Regions from separate parts of the Homo sapiens genome. Here region 2 is linked to region 1. A link is a contact called in ENCODE Hi-C or POLR2A ChIA-PET data. All regions are on one chromosome and are shown on one strand. Each heading gives the region's core, a stretch centred on a gene start or an enhancer-like site at or near the end of the contact. The rest is flanking DNA. Distances are from core to core; before and after follow the strand shown. Region 1 holds the start of ILDR2 (immunoglobulin like domain containing receptor 2). Region 2 overlaps CD247 (CD247 molecule).

What was found. Hi-C counts contacts between places; a loop is a spot of excess contacts on that map. ChIA-PET counts read pairs that join two places held with the same protein, here RNA polymerase II (POLR2A). Pooled maps may share reads with other maps.
Region 2: a pooled map shows a loop between it and region 1 (3-fold over the local background). The contact joins the enhancer-like site here to the promoter of ILDR2 in region 1. A Hi-C loop is called at or near these places in 1 of 37 single-sample maps with no recorded cell type and 1 of 50 pooled maps. POLR2A ChIA-PET finds 5 or more read pairs at or near these places in 1 of 52 experiments (activated CD4-positive, alpha-beta T cell).

Annotation. Positions count from the first base shown.
Region 1 is chr1:166,972,667-166,979,928 of GRCh38, reverse strand. It overlaps ILDR2 (immunoglobulin like domain containing receptor 2), which reads left to right and starts at 4,389. Exons shown (of 10, transcript NM_199351.3): 1 at 4,389-4,706. The coding sequence starts at 4,661. It overlaps LOC124904449 (a long non-coding RNA gene), which reads right to left. Exons shown (of 3, transcript XR_007066714.1): 3 at 7,182-7,262. It also overlaps a transcript of MAEL not described here. RefSeq lists silencers at 3,970-4,019, 4,140-4,429, 4,490-4,539.
Region 2 is chr1:167,495,746-167,503,181 of GRCh38, reverse strand. The region is part of intron 1 of CD247 (CD247 molecule); the gene reads left to right. Among named protein-coding and RNA genes, the nearest start is that of CD247, 19 kb to the left of the region's middle. Within about 2 kb of position 3,956, at least 4 of the 41 ENCODE cell types and tissues checked have a DNase peak (open chromatin) inside an H3K27ac peak, as active enhancers do.

The DNA of each region.
Region 1 (7,262 bases), core at 3,140-5,639:
TATTTTTTCATATTTGATACCAAGCTCTAAATATACTTTTATGTTCTTTTTTTCTGCACATTATCCTTGGATGGACCTTTTTAGGGAATGCTTTGGTAGAGAGCTAATTCAGGCAAGGGCTGCCCCCACTGTTGAGCAGGATCTAGCTTTAGGATGGGGCACACAAAGCATCACCTAATTCAGCACCCAGCACCACTGCAGTTGGATTTGAAGCCTGAGACTGCAGGTTCTTGGATTAAATCTGCTGGAAGTACATGGAATTTTCAACACATTCTCCCAGGCTTTTACCTTTTTAAATTTCTAGATAGTGTGGTGTCTAGTGTCCACTGTTCTTGCCAGTTCAGATTTTGTTTTGTTTTGTTTTGGCATAATGCATTTGTATACTTGCATTTCCTTTCTTTAAAGCATTTTCTTAATCAAACAATTTATTCAACATGAAAAGACTTCAAGATTGAAAATGTTTTTGGTTTTCAGTATACGGTGCCTAGAGTCTCCAGTTTTTTTAGTTCCTTGGTTTTCTGGGTTCCAGTTTTTTTAGTTCCTTGGTTTAATTTAGTTTTTTTTTTAACTTATAATTCATTGAGGATGGTTTTGAAGGTATGGAGGATGGGAAAGATAACAAACCCAAAAGGTAGCAAGAGAAAAAAAAAGATGGACCAAACTTACATGAGAAAAATGGTATCTGTTTCAGAGTCATACTTCGTATATTCCTCTTGGAATGCAGGATCAGAGAGGAGAAGTAGAAATATGATTTTATCTGTGTGCTTTAAACAGACTCACGTTAAGCAGTATTCATGTGCATGCATGCCTGTGTGTCTGCAATGAAATCATGTTTTAAAGAGGATTCAGCTACATTATATTTATAACTATGTGGTTGCTACCAGCTACCAGTATGTCTCCTTGTGGTGGTTCACTTCTCTTTTCTCTGTGTCCTAATTCTGTTCTCTAGTGTAGAGCTTTGCTGAAGCAGCCTGTTAGTCCCCCCACCACATACAATCCCAGCTGTGGCTTCCTGGGAATCTTGTTCTGGTCCCATACAGGTCATTGTTGTGACATGTTTGTCTCATTGCAGTAGAAAGTTTGAAGTATTGCAGAGCCAGACCCCTTCCTTGGCTGTGATGAATCAATCTCTCTATTTGGGGTCCTGTCCTATTAGGTCAGAATGAATGAACAACTGGAGCTTAACCAGATACAAGGCTCATTAGAAAACATCAGCTCAACAGCTTCTCAGGAGAACAAAAAGATAGGTATTGCTTCTTAAACATTACTGTGCATTGGAAGCACCTGGGGAAAGTGGTTAAACTGCAGATTTATGGGCTCCACCTGGAGTTTCTGAGCTCATTATTCTTAGTAGAGCCTGTGAATCTGTGTTTAAGCAAACACAGTAATATGATCCTGATACTGGAAGTTCAGAAACCACATTGGGACTCTGGGTGCCATATCCCATCACCCACCACCAATATGGCAAAATAACACCATTTTCCCATCCTCTTTCCACCTCCATCCCTTAGGCTACATGTTTTGAATCATTACATATATTTCAAAATTTATATTAACCCTTCATCACCTTGGTAACAACATGTGCAAGGTGATGGAGGGGCACACATTGTGATTCACTCCAGTTTAGCATCCCCTTCAGGATGGCCTGGGCGCCACTCACTCAGGAAGATTCAGGATACACCATGTGTACCTCTCTGGCTATAAAGTAGACATGCAGGGCACTACATGGAAAACACATTTCTGGGATGATGGACAAGGCAACTGCATTCTATGATTCATTGTGGCACAAGCTCTTCTCCAAGTCTCCTGATTCAACTACACAGACACCTCCTCTGAGCAGACATGAGTTCATTTCTGTGGGCATTCACGTTCCACTTCATATACACATCCAGGCTTCCTTCACTCAGTCCATCTCCCATTTTTCACATGTATAAACTTGCTCATATGTCCAAGTTTTGCATAAAATGCCATTTTTTTTGAGACAGGGTCTCACTCTGTCACCCAGGCTGGAGTCCAGTAGCGTGGTCACAGCTCACTGCAGCCTCAACCTCCCAGGTTCAAGTGGTCCTCCCATCTTAGCCTCCAGAGTAGCTGGGACTACAGGTATGTACAACCACGCCTGGCAATTTTTGTATTTTTTGTAGAGATGGGGTTTCACCATGTTACTCAGGCTGGTCAAATTCCTGAGCTCAAGCAATCCGCCCACCTCAGCTTCCCGAAGTGCTGAGATTACAGGTGTGAGCCACTGCACCTGGCCAAAATGCCACTGTTATGTGTGCTTAGATAATAAACACTATTCAAGCTCTTTTGTGCACTGTGACACACACACATAGATGCAGTAAATGGCACAGCATAATACAAATATATCATCTCAATCTTCTGGTGTAGATGTTCTTTTTGTGGTGCAAACAGTATATGCTTTAGAGTCAGATTCAAATCCTAGCTCTGCCACTTACTAGTTGCCTGATCTTAGAGAAGTTAGTTAAATGCTCTGGGCCTAAGTTCCCTCTTTAGGGTTAAATGAGAAGGTTTGTTAAACATGTAGAACTCTGCCTAGAACCTAAAGGAAACCCACAAGTGTTAGGTACCTCCTATATTTTTATTTTTCTGTATATGAAAGGAAATAGTCCTCAAATTTCTCTCATGCAGTACATAGCATGAAAAAATCATCCTGGCCAAAATAAGCAAAGAAAGAGTTTATGAAAGGATATTGGGTGGCTCAAAGAATTGCTGGGGAAGTGAAGAGCCAAGTGTAGAAGAGAGGCTAGAACCCAGAGAGCCTGCAAGACCACAGCCAAAAATCACACCTTGGAGCATCCTGGTGGCTTGACCTCTGCCACAGCTGATCATGTACACTGGATGCTGCTGCTGCCTCAGTGACAAAATCAATTCTCCACTGTCCTTGTTTCTTATATCCACCACTTGCTCCAGAATCAAAAAGCTCTGAGGGAGAGGTCAGCCTGGCTATGCCAGGGGCCCGGGCCTGCATTCCAGCTGGGATGGTCAGGGAGGTGGCTCTAGACTTTCTGGCTTCTGCAGTTGGAATTTCTCAGAATAAGAAGGGAATTGAGATGTCAGGCAGCCATAAAAGACAGCTGCCCAGGGTCTATTCTTCCCATTTCTCACATGTTCACATACATATTCTCCCTGTCTGTGTACACATTCACTCTTAGGTGTGGAGTCTGTCTGCTCCAGGAACTCCCCTCCAGCCTGGCACCACTCTGTTTTCAGATGCTACTTGAGACCTTTCTGCTATGTCTCTTTCCTCTGCCCAGAATGCCCTCGCCTGCCCCCTTTCCACCAGGGATCCTTGAATGGCTCAAATCTTGTGCTTTCTGCAAATGCCAGCTCAGATGTTACCCCTCCTTTATCGTGGTGCCCCCTCCCCACCCACGACTAACTTAGTCCTTCCTCTATGTTCCCAAGGCACTTTCTCTATGTCTCCATTATTGCACTTGCCCCGTTTTACTAGGAATAAGTATCATGTCTTTAATGGTCTGACCTTCCTCCCTTTCCTCGACCCAAGATGAGGCTCCTAAGGGCAGGAAGTCTATCTCATTCCACTTTGTAACCTTAGTTCTTAGCACCTAGTAGAGGCTTCATAAATATATTTCTTAAGCAAATCATACATTTCTCAGTTCTCTCTCAACACATACATTTTGAGACACAAGACAAATCCGTCTGACAAATAGGAATAATCCATGTGAATGCGTGCTGGAATCTATAAAGTGTTGGATGGATTTAAGCCGTTATAATCATTTATCTCATTCTGGTTTTACATATTTTCTGTTAAAGGGCCGGATGCCCTTATTCTACCTCATATTTTAACAGGAAAAAGTAATGACGCGAGATTCCCGCCTACCTTTTTCAATTCTGCGGAGCCTCTTGCCTGGTTCCTTGCACTGTCAAAAAGGAAACCAGACGGAGGGGCGGGGGTACCGCAGAAGCGAACATTCTAGCCTAGAGGACTTGCTAGTTAAGTCCTGTAAGAAGTTACGCCAAGTCCCCGCCGTCCCCCACCCTCGCCGCTGTCACTCTCTCCCCGTTCAGGTTGGCTGTGGCTGCCCGCAGACACAGGCTCCCCTGCTCGAGTCCCCAGCCAGCGTTCTCGCCCGGGTTCCCGAGCGCGGGCGTCCCTGGGAGAAGCCGCGATGGTCGCTCCCCGCTCGGCGCGGCCCGCGGGGCGGCCTCCCCCGCGCCTCTCGCTGCCTGCCACCCAGAGACCCCCTCTCTCCGCGTGGCCTCAATCACTCCACGCTGACCTTTGGGCCGCCGGGGGCCAGCACGTGACCGAGAAACTTTGGCAGTCGCGGCAGCGGGCGGCGGGGCGGAGGCGCGGGAGGCGGTGCGGCGGCCGAGCTCCCCCGCGCGGCGGGCTCTGCGGCGGGGAGACGCTCGCCCCGTGCCGCGCTGCCTGGGCATGCGGATGCGCCGCCGAGCGCTGCGCGGACCCCGGAAGCCCGCGGCAGCGCGCGCTCAGCCGGCGGCGCGATCCAGCCCCCGGCCCCGCCTGCGCGGCCGGCCCGGCGGGCGCTGCGCCCAGGGACGCCCGGTGCCCGCCGCTCCGCCGCCGCCCGCTGCCGCGGGGTGACAGCGATCCTTCTGTTCCAGCCATTTCCCACTTTCCTCACTCCGTAATTCGGCTGGGAAGTTGGGGAAGATGGATAGGGTCTTGCTGAGGTGGATTTCTCTCTTCTGGCTAACAGGTAAGAGTCCTTTTCAACAGAAACGAATAACTTTGTATATTCCTGTAGTGGTTCTGTTCTCACCGCGCCCCCCGCCCCCCCATTTTCCTCCTTACTGACCATGTTTAAAGCTGCTTAGCGGTCTGGTGGAAAGTGGGGGAGGGGGCAACGTGTGTGTTTGTGTATGTGTTTGTGTGTGTGTGTGTGAGAGAGAGAGAGAGAGAATGATGGGGGCGGCGGGGGAGAAGCCCAATGACAAGTGAGACGCATCTAGATGCAGGTGTTTGACTCATTGGCGCTGAGGTTGTTCTTTCGAATGCATTTCCCCTCCATAAAACGGTTCTCCTTCGGTCTTATCCTGAGTTTGTAATGCTGTGAGTCTTGTGAAAAGCCTGGCTGGAATAAAGGAAGCTCAGAGGGAGCTGATTAATTAAATGAACTGGTTTTCTGGAGGTGGAGGCTAGAGGACTGTCTCCTTAATTTCTTCCCTAGAGAAGGAGGGGGACCCAGGGCATTCTCTCTGTGGCTCTCTGGAGGGTGCAAGGAACTGGAGGTTGGGAAGAAGATGGGGATGGAACCTTCACTGGTTGTGGAGTTTAGAGCCTGGCTCTCTCTTACTTGGTATCATTTGGGGAGTGGTCCCAAATGATAATTAGAAAGCAGAAGAGCCTTTCTAATAGGTGCACTCTCCGCTCCCTAAAAGATAATTTGCAGAGAGATTTAGAGGCATTGGGCTTCTCCCCAGCATCAAAGTCACTGGTCTAGCTGGGTCCTCTGTGCCCTCCCCTCCTTTTTGGTGAACTTTCTCCCCATTCTGCTGGGGTCAGTAGATGCTCTTGTTCTTAACCTATTTCCCCACATGAGGATTCCGATTCCCATAGGGATACAGGGCCTTGGGGTGGCCAGCCCTGAGAGATTCACAAAGCAGCCCTGCTGAAGGGAGTAGGATGGGGGTGAGGAATGTCTGGATAGCTTGGACTGGGTCAGAGGCAACCATTCAAATCAAGGTGGAGGCAGAATGATGGAAGAAATGGAAAAAGGGATCAGAAAGGTGAGGACAGGATGGGGGTGGAAGGCAGGAGAGAAAAGGGACAATAGTACCACATGAGAAGTTTTGTCACCTCTAGCATCACCAGCCAGAAGATCTGGACAAAATCAAGGCACTAGGCAAAGGGGAACAAGCTTAAAATAGCTAAAACAAGTCATGTAAAGGGGGTAAAATACATTTAGCAAGAAAAGGCAAATACCCCATTTCCCTTAGCTTCAGAATAAGATTCTTCATTGCCTAAATATTTTTCCCATTTCAAATGAAATGCCCCTAACATTGCCGTTGCCCCACTGCTGGGTTTAGGCTGGGGGAGGCATCCTCAGCAGAGTTAGCCTCTTCTTTTGGCTGCTTTGAGTTCATCCCTCCCACATTATTCAGATATGAATCATCTCTAATTTCAGGGTTTGGCTGATCCATGCCACCCCGCTCCCCTGGCCTCCCAGTGCCTTCCACTCCCACCCTCACTGATTCTTCACATCCTTAATCTGCCTCTACTCTCGGTTATCAATATTCTCAGGGCACTTAGTCCTTGAGCCTGTATCACAACAGCACTGAAGTCAGCCAGGCATCGGGGGGGGGGGGGAGGGGTCCCTGAGTCAGAGGTGCTCTTTACAGACACGCTGGGGTCTGCCTAAAAGAAGTACTCTGGGGGTTTGCAGGGAGTGAGAGAAGAAGGGAAACATAGAGCTCTCTTTAGATGGCTCACAGCTTTTTATGAAATGGAATCATATCACTGGAGGGTACTACAGGAACTGTAGTTCAGCCCTCTCAGTTTATAGAGATGGAGTCCTAGAGAGGCAATATGCACATAGCACGTTCATGATTGATTAGGGACTAGATTCCAGTTCTCTCAAACTCCAGACCAGTCTCATTTGCCCTCTCCTAAGCTGCCTCTCTGGGCTTTTTGCTGGAGGGCTTTTTGTTTTATTTTTGTTTTGAGGGAGGTGATGGCTTTGTCTGTGCCTTCTGCCACCTGCACCTGGAGAGGCTGTTCTGCTTGGAATCAGGCAACAGGTTAGTTATCAGGACCAGCTCAGCTGTCAGATGGCTGGGGATTCTTTGCTCCAAAAGTGAGACTGACTCCTGGGATCCCATTGATCATCCTCTGCTCCCTGCTCCTGCTTTCTCCTCATCCCATCACTGCTGTCAGAGGTGTGGACAGACAAGCTGCCTCTCAGCCTCAGCAAAGTAGAGGAGCAAACAATGGCGGCTGGGGAGGGGAGGGAGGAGACAGAAGCAGACAAGGAGGAGATGAATTCAGACTCATTCTTCACAGAGAACCATGAGACGAAAGGTGAGAAATTTTAGTCCAGCCCAATCAATGAATTCTCTTTTGAGGGGGTGGTAGAAAGGAAGGGAGACAGGGAAGAACAGATTAAAAATGAGACAGAGAGCCAGGAAAAAAACCACATTCATTCTTCCTCTCCCTCCCTTTCTCTCCCCACCATCTCTCTCCCACTCCCTCTCTATTTCTCCTCCTCTCCCTTCTCCTCCTGTTTCTCTTTTTTAATGCAAGCTGAGCGATTTCT
Region 2 (7,436 bases), core at 2,707-5,206, 520 kb before region 1:
GGCAGGAGCAGACGCAAGCTGCCACCCCTCCTGTGTAAGGCTGAGGTAGCTGTTCCACAGTTTCCTGGGACTTGCCAGCAGGATGAAGTTCCAGTTGTTAACCACAGTAGCTAACCTCATAATGATTCCTTCCTTCACCTGCCTCACTTCCCATGTTCTTACTGTATTCATTTCCTAGGGCTGCCTTAACAAAGTGCCACAAACTGAGTGGTTTAAGGAGCAAAACCTTATTGGCTCACAGTTCGGAAGGCTAAAAGTCCAAAGTCAAGGTGTCTGCAGGGTTGGTTCCTTCTGAGGGCTGTGCAGGAGAATCTGTCCCAAGCCTCTCCCCAGCTTCTGGTGGTTGCTGGCAATCTTTGGTGTTCCTTGGCTTGTAGATGCATCATCCCAATCTCTGCCTTCATTTTCATGCTGCATTCTCCCTGTGTGTGCATGGCTGTCTCTGTGTCCAATTTTTCCCTTTTTATAAGGACACCAGTCATATTGGATTAGAGCCCACCCTAATGACCTCATCTTAACTTGATAATCTGAAAGCACCCTATTTCCAAATAAGGTGACATTCAGAGGGTGTTAGGACTTCAATATCTTTTGAGGGGACACAGTTCAACCCATAACACCTACCAACGGTTTCTGGAATCATCTCTCAAAATAAACTATCTAAACTCTAATCTTTGTTTCAGGGTCAGCTTCTAGCAGAACTCAATGTAAGACACCCTTTTAAAGATGGTACCTCAGAGGTACAGACAGATTGTGAACCTTCCCTAGCACAGTGTAACAAGTCCCTTGCAAAAATCCTGATTTGAGTCAACATTGTAATTTCTTGCTTAAATCTAAGAATATGCCTCCCAGCTTCTTCCAAGACTATCTGGGGGAGTTGTTTCTAGGGTGGCTCAATTTATTCGTTTTGAACGCTGATGGCCGTGCACCACACCGTGGCTCAATGGGTGTTGAGGACACGTTCACATGCAATAAATGCACAGGGCTTTGCCATTAGGTGGCATTAGGGGAAGGACACTTCCAGCATACTGCAGAGGCATTCTCTTCCAGCCTGGTTGCCTGTCAAGCACCTGCTGAGATGACTGGCCCAGACGGAGATTGTGGGGTTGCTGAGCCAGCCCTGTCCCCTCCTTATCTCCGGAAGATGGAATAAATGCGTGTCAGAAGGGAGGGTGCCTCCCATCTCGGGAGCACCGGGGTTGCCCTTCAGAAAAACATTGCCTGCACATTTTGTAGTCTTGAAATGAATCTGAGTGGCAATTCAAGCGGGCAGAGCTTGTTTTGGATTTTAGACAGTTCTACCTGCGTGCTCCTCTTCTCTGCTCCAGCTCTGACATCTCGGCTCCACATACAGTGGTCTGAAGTGGCATACGGACCCTGAGAAGAGGAGAGGCAAAGGTGGCAGCTGTGGCTGGCCCCTCCTGCCTTCTGGTCTCCTTGGCTGGTGAGGGAAGAACAAACACAGTTGTGTTTCCAGGTCACAGCTGCCAGGGCTCCACCTGTGGGGTGGGTGGCTCCAGTTCTGTTCTGAGTTAAGAAATGCTGCAAATACGTTCTCCTTGAAAGAGACACTAGGAATTGACCATTTCTTTCTGCAGCTTTCTGTAGCCAATAAGCATTTGAGGAACTGGAGAAGGGTTCAGCCCTGAATTGCAAGGGAAAACTGTGTGAGTGTGTTTTAGTTAAGAAAAAAGTTAATTCTAGTGAGACCTGCTTGTTTACAAAACAGATGTATAGGCCAGACAGATGTACAGGGATGACCTTGACTTTCTTTTGTCATTGCAGGAAGGTGGGGTATGTATGACCCCTGGTTAAGAACAATAGGAGGCCGGGCGCAGTGGCTTACGCCTGTAATCCCAACACTTTGGGAGGCCGAGGCGGGTGGATCACCCGAGGTCGGGAGTTTGAGATCAGCCTGGCCAACATGGAGAAACCCCGTCTCTACTGAAAAAAAAAAATACAAAATTAGCCAGGTGTGGTGGCATGCCTGTAATCCCAGCTACTCGGGAGGCTGAGGCAGGAGAATGGCTTGAACCCGGGAGGCGGAGGTTGTGGTGAGCCGAGATCGCGCCATTGCACTCCAGCCTGGGCAACAAGTGCAAAACTCGGTCAAAAAAAAAAAAAAAAAAAAGAACAATAGGATCAGAAGTCGGATGGCTGGGTCCATATATACCTCCACCTCTTCTGACTCCCAGTTTTCCATCTCTGTTTGAAAATGAGTCTGTAAGCCTCTCCCCACCTCTGCCTGTTCCCATCCCATAGCACCAGGCTGACTTAGGCAGCCACACAGCTGGGATGGGAAGTTGGCCTCAGTGAGCAGATGGTACAGGGGCTGAGCTTAAAACAAAAATCACAAACATTTCTTGGGGGGTATCCTCAAGGCCGATAACCCTCTTACTAGAGTGAAATGGAAAACCAAATGTGATTGAGCTGCCTGAGCGATAAAAGCATTTGCTGTTATTCTCTGATTTGCTCTGTTCATGGAGAGTTTAGTCATAGGAGTTTCTATTCTCAGAAACTCACAGCACATCACAATACGTAGCTCATTTGTCCTCAAAATAATTCTGCCCTGCATAAATGGGTGTGTGTGTAGGGGGGTGGTAATTATAAGAAACCATGTGTGTTAGAATTGATGTCAGTGCTTTGAGATCATCAGATAAAAGCTAATAAACAACACATATGTGTACAGGCCACCTCTCTAATTCATACCAGAAGCGCTGGTTGTAATCAAAGCATGGCATATTTTATTTTAAACTATTTTATAAATAACCTTTGAAACTGTGTTGATTGTGAAAGCCAAGATCTGATGTCCTGTTAAGGAAAGATGAAAATAGGCTAGAATTAAAGAGCAATATGAGTCTGGATAAAAGTGACAGGAATTACTGTAGGACAATAAAGCATTGGGTCATGTCAAGTTTTCATCACATGGAGAATGGAAAGCTGCATCATAAATGCTCTCCACCTAATCATCCTGAGCATTCTCATTTTAGTGCGATATATTGTCCTCTTGGAAGCAATAATCTCATTTAGGTCATGAGTAAAATAAGTTGGGTTCAGCGTTTCCATTTCAAGATATAGAGAATATTTCTCCAGTGCAGCATAAGAAATAGAATATCACCCAGGAGAAGCTTTACATAGGCAGTGATAATGTGGAAAAATCTAATAAAGAGAACCCACGTGCCCCAGGGAGGAGAAGCCCTCTGTGTGTGTGATTGTCGTCAGGTGAGCAGTTATGGCACACTTTGTAGTTTTGCCAGTGCTTTTATGTAAATTACTGTATGCAAAATCCACAGCCCTCGGGGATGTGTGGGTATGGCCTCTGTTACTGACAGAGGAACTGAAACTTCAAGAAGGCAAGTGATTTGCTCAAGATTGGTTATCAGTAGAGTTGGGGTTTGAATTCCATTCTTCTGGATTCAAATCTAAGCTCTCCCTCTGCACAGTTACATGTGGGCAGGCTGTGCATGCATATCTGTGGCCTGGAGGAGTGGGGTGAGTAACCTTACAGGAAGGAATACCCTGCACTAAAATTTGCACCTAAGCTTCCATTATTACGCCTACTTTTCATTTTCTGTTTGTTTTCCTCTTAGAGGTTAAATTTTCCATTCCTGATTTTAACCCAAAGAAAGGCTAAGTAAATTCCAGGGGCCACTCTTGAATAAGGGCAGCTGGAAAAAAATACACAATGCCCACCATCTAGCTTAACAGGATGTGGACACCTTCAGTCGTGGCTAAATCTATACAGTTTAACCCTAGCAACAATTTCCCAGAAATAAAACAGCTGCTCTTTCTGGTATTTGGTTAGTCTCCAGCTGGGTCAAGTCCCTCTTGATCGAATGCTTGGAGCAGGGTTTCTCGACCTCTGCACTAAAACACCTGGGGCCAGATAATTCTCTGTGGCTGTGGGCACCAGGGAGGCTGTTCTGTGCATTGTAGAATGTTGAGCAGCATCCCTGACCTCTACCCACTAGATGACAGTAGCACTCCCCAAGTTGTGACAACTCAAAATATCTTTAGACGTTGCCAAATGTTTCCTGGGGGCAAAATCTGCCCCTGGTTGAGAACCAGTGGATTGGAGTCATCATTTGTGTTGATCAATCACTCCGTGATGATTAGGCCATGATGGACAATTCAGGCTGACTTTATTTTGCTCATTAGGTTGACCAGAAGACTGGCAATTGATCCACTGCTAAGCACTTTCCTGACACAAGCTGAAATGATGTCCTCAGGAGCCCCGTGTGCGCATGGCTTTTGGGATGGTTCTTCCCAAGGAGGACAGCCGTAAACCATAGAAAGCAACCACTTGACTCTGGGTGTCCCTGGTTTGCAAGTGCCTCTTGTGTCCGCCATCTGCATTTCTGTCTAGATGGTAAGGTTGAGGGAGGTCAGTTTCAGCAGAAAGTGCAAAGAGCATAGATTCATGAGGCAATCAGACCTAAATTAAAGTTTTGGCTTTATCACTACCCAGCAACGTGATCTTGGGCAGGTTTCTTGACCTCTCTGAAACTGTCCTCTTCTTTATAAAATGAAGATTACCTACCTTGCAGGGTCATTGGGATAATTAAAGAAAATGTGTGTAATGGGCCCAGATGGAGCTAGGCCCATAGCAGCACTGTAATAAATGTTTTCGATTACTGTACATTTTACAAAAATGAATGACTGAATGGAAAGGTAGAAAGGCCAAATAGAGTGTCTGAGGCATCTCCATGGAGGAGGGTGCCAGTGGCCATGTCTGTCTGTGGCTGATCGCAAGACTCTTTTGACAGTCCCTGAAGCCTGTGCTCATCTTCAGCTCCCTTGAGGCCCTCTTCACCTGGCCTCACCCAGTGTCCCTGCTCTTCTGACTCCTGAGGGACCTGAGCATTCCAAAATAGATGTTAGGAAGATGTGGATTCATGTAGAAGGATGTCAAGGCATTGTTGGTTTTAGCAGTTGATCTTACCTGGGGTGTGAAAGACAACCGAAGTCTGTGAGCTGCAGTGATAGAAATGTGAGCAGATGGGCAGGATAGGAAGGCACTTCTTGACGGGAGCAGCAACAGAAGCCACTGCCTTTGGCCAGGACTGGGGGAGACACAACAGAACAGGACTGGCAGAAGATGCCACATCCCAGGGTCCCCAAGATCAAGCTATGGCACCATCACCCATCTACAGCAAGATCTGTAGCAGGAACCAGGGAGAAAAGTCTAGACCCTCAGTAAACTATGCGGCCAGGACAGTCCGAGGTCAAGCCGTAAAGGAGGCTTTTTTGGCATCTTTTTTCTTCTCCCTTGGGCATCATGGAATCTGTGCTGGGTAAAGAACCTTGGAGATCCCCTTTGCCTTGACTCCTTTGTTTCACTGGCCCTCAGAAAGGAGATGGCAGAATCACAAAGCTGGTGGCTGAGCCAGAAAGATATTGTAGGTGGAATTCAGGTTATGGATAGGGTTAGGTTCCCCTTGAAGAGGGAGTACTGAGTTTGTTCCTTGGAGAGTTTGCGGTTCTAGCTCTGTAACCCAGGACTGACTCTCAGCCCAGTGCTTTTTCTGTTGTGCCAGGATGCATCCTCATCCTATATCTTATTTTAACTCATACTGTTTCCAAATCAAATACCAACAACATTTACAACCTTTACTTTCTTATTTATTTAATGCTCCCCCTGAAAGTAGTAATTTGCCACTAAGAAAGCCTCCCCTGCCCTAGAATACTAAAGAAAACGAGAACTAAGCGAAAGAGGACCTGTAGTCAGCGATTTCACTGTATCCTATTTAAAATGAAATGGACTTTATTTTCTGCTTTGAGAACCTAAAACACCACACTTTAAAAGATGATATTTATCATATCTTACAAGGTCAAAGCATACTTATTGGGGAAAACTTGGAAAAGGTAGAAAAGAACAAAGAGAAAATAAAAATCATTTTAAAAAATGTTACCCCCAAGACTGATTAGTATGTTGGTGACTGTCCTTCTAGGCTTGGATATGTGCATTTTATTTCGTAACTGTTCTTTTTACTTAGCAATAAATCATGGTCATCTCTCCCTGTCATGAACTATGTCTCTACATCAACTTTAGTGCCTGTAAAATGCCGTAATTTATTTTACCACTGTCTTTTGTCAGACATTTAGATGGCTTCATGTTTGGACGCATTATGAATAGTGTCACTGTGGACATTCCTGTGCATACATCTGTGCTCACATTTGTGGCTATTTCTTTGGAATGCACTCCTGGCAGTAGGGTTGCTAGGTCTCCCCTCACTGTCAGTGTCCCCGCTCTCCGGGGCCTGCTTTTTTCATCACCCGCCTCCCCGTAAAGATTCCTAAGTTCCAGGGCTATCTCCTTCTGATGGAGATCTCCTGGGTGATGTGGTACACGTCACCCACACCCCTGCCACCAGCCTGCTGTCCAACAGATGGAGCTGATAACCATTTAGGAACAATCCTTAAACTTCTAACCGACTCAGTCCCTGATTAGACTTCTTGTCTTGCCTTATCCCTGGTTATGTCCCTTCTCCCTCCCAACCCTTACCCACTTCTCAGCCCCATGCAGGAGGCCCAGTTTGTCAGCTGGCCTTGCTAATTTCTCTCTTGGCCCAGCCAGAGATCGTCTAGGTTCCTTCTTCCTACTCTCTGCCCGCTCTGTAGAGTCAGACTCTCCACGGGATGGAGATCTTCAAGGCCAGAGAGATGCAAAACCTCCTTGCTTCAGGATCCGGAGACAAGCTGCTGCTTTTAAGCAGATCCCCTCTCAGGCAGGTTCAAGTACTGACCCAAAGAGCAGGGGGGTTGCAGGGCTCTAGTGATTCTTGTGTGACCCCAGCAGACTCAAGCTGTTGCAGCAGTCAGACATTTGGTGATACCTACAAAATCATCTAGTCCAACCTCTCTTCCAACAGAACTCACACTCGATAGCTTCTTTGATGAATGGAAATCCAGACTTCTGGGAACACTACTGTGATGAGCAACTCACTACCTGCCTACCTACCTACCTTCCTTCCTTCTGCTTTATTTCACAATTCTTGCCATACAAAATGAACAAACACACAAACACCACTACTAATGCTATTCATTCATTTATTTATTCAACCAATATTTATTATTTACTATGTAGCAGGAACAGTCTAGGTGCTTTTGAAACAATCATGAACAAACTGAACCACAGCAGCAACAAAATCCCAGATCCCATATAGAACTAACAATTAAAGACGGAGACAGGCAATAAACGAGGTAAACTGAAAAATATGTAGATAGTTGTGATACATGCTGAGAAGAAAAATAACACAGAGAAGGTGCATAGGAAGTGTCAGGCTGGTGGTGTGGGGATACAGTTTTGGGTAGGGTATGCAGGGATGTCCTTGCTAAGATGGTGGCATTCTAGTCAAACCCAGAAGGAAGTGAGCGAGCAAGCCAAGTGGGAACCTGGAGAAGACGGAGGTGGCAGTGCAGACTGGCATGTTCCTGGA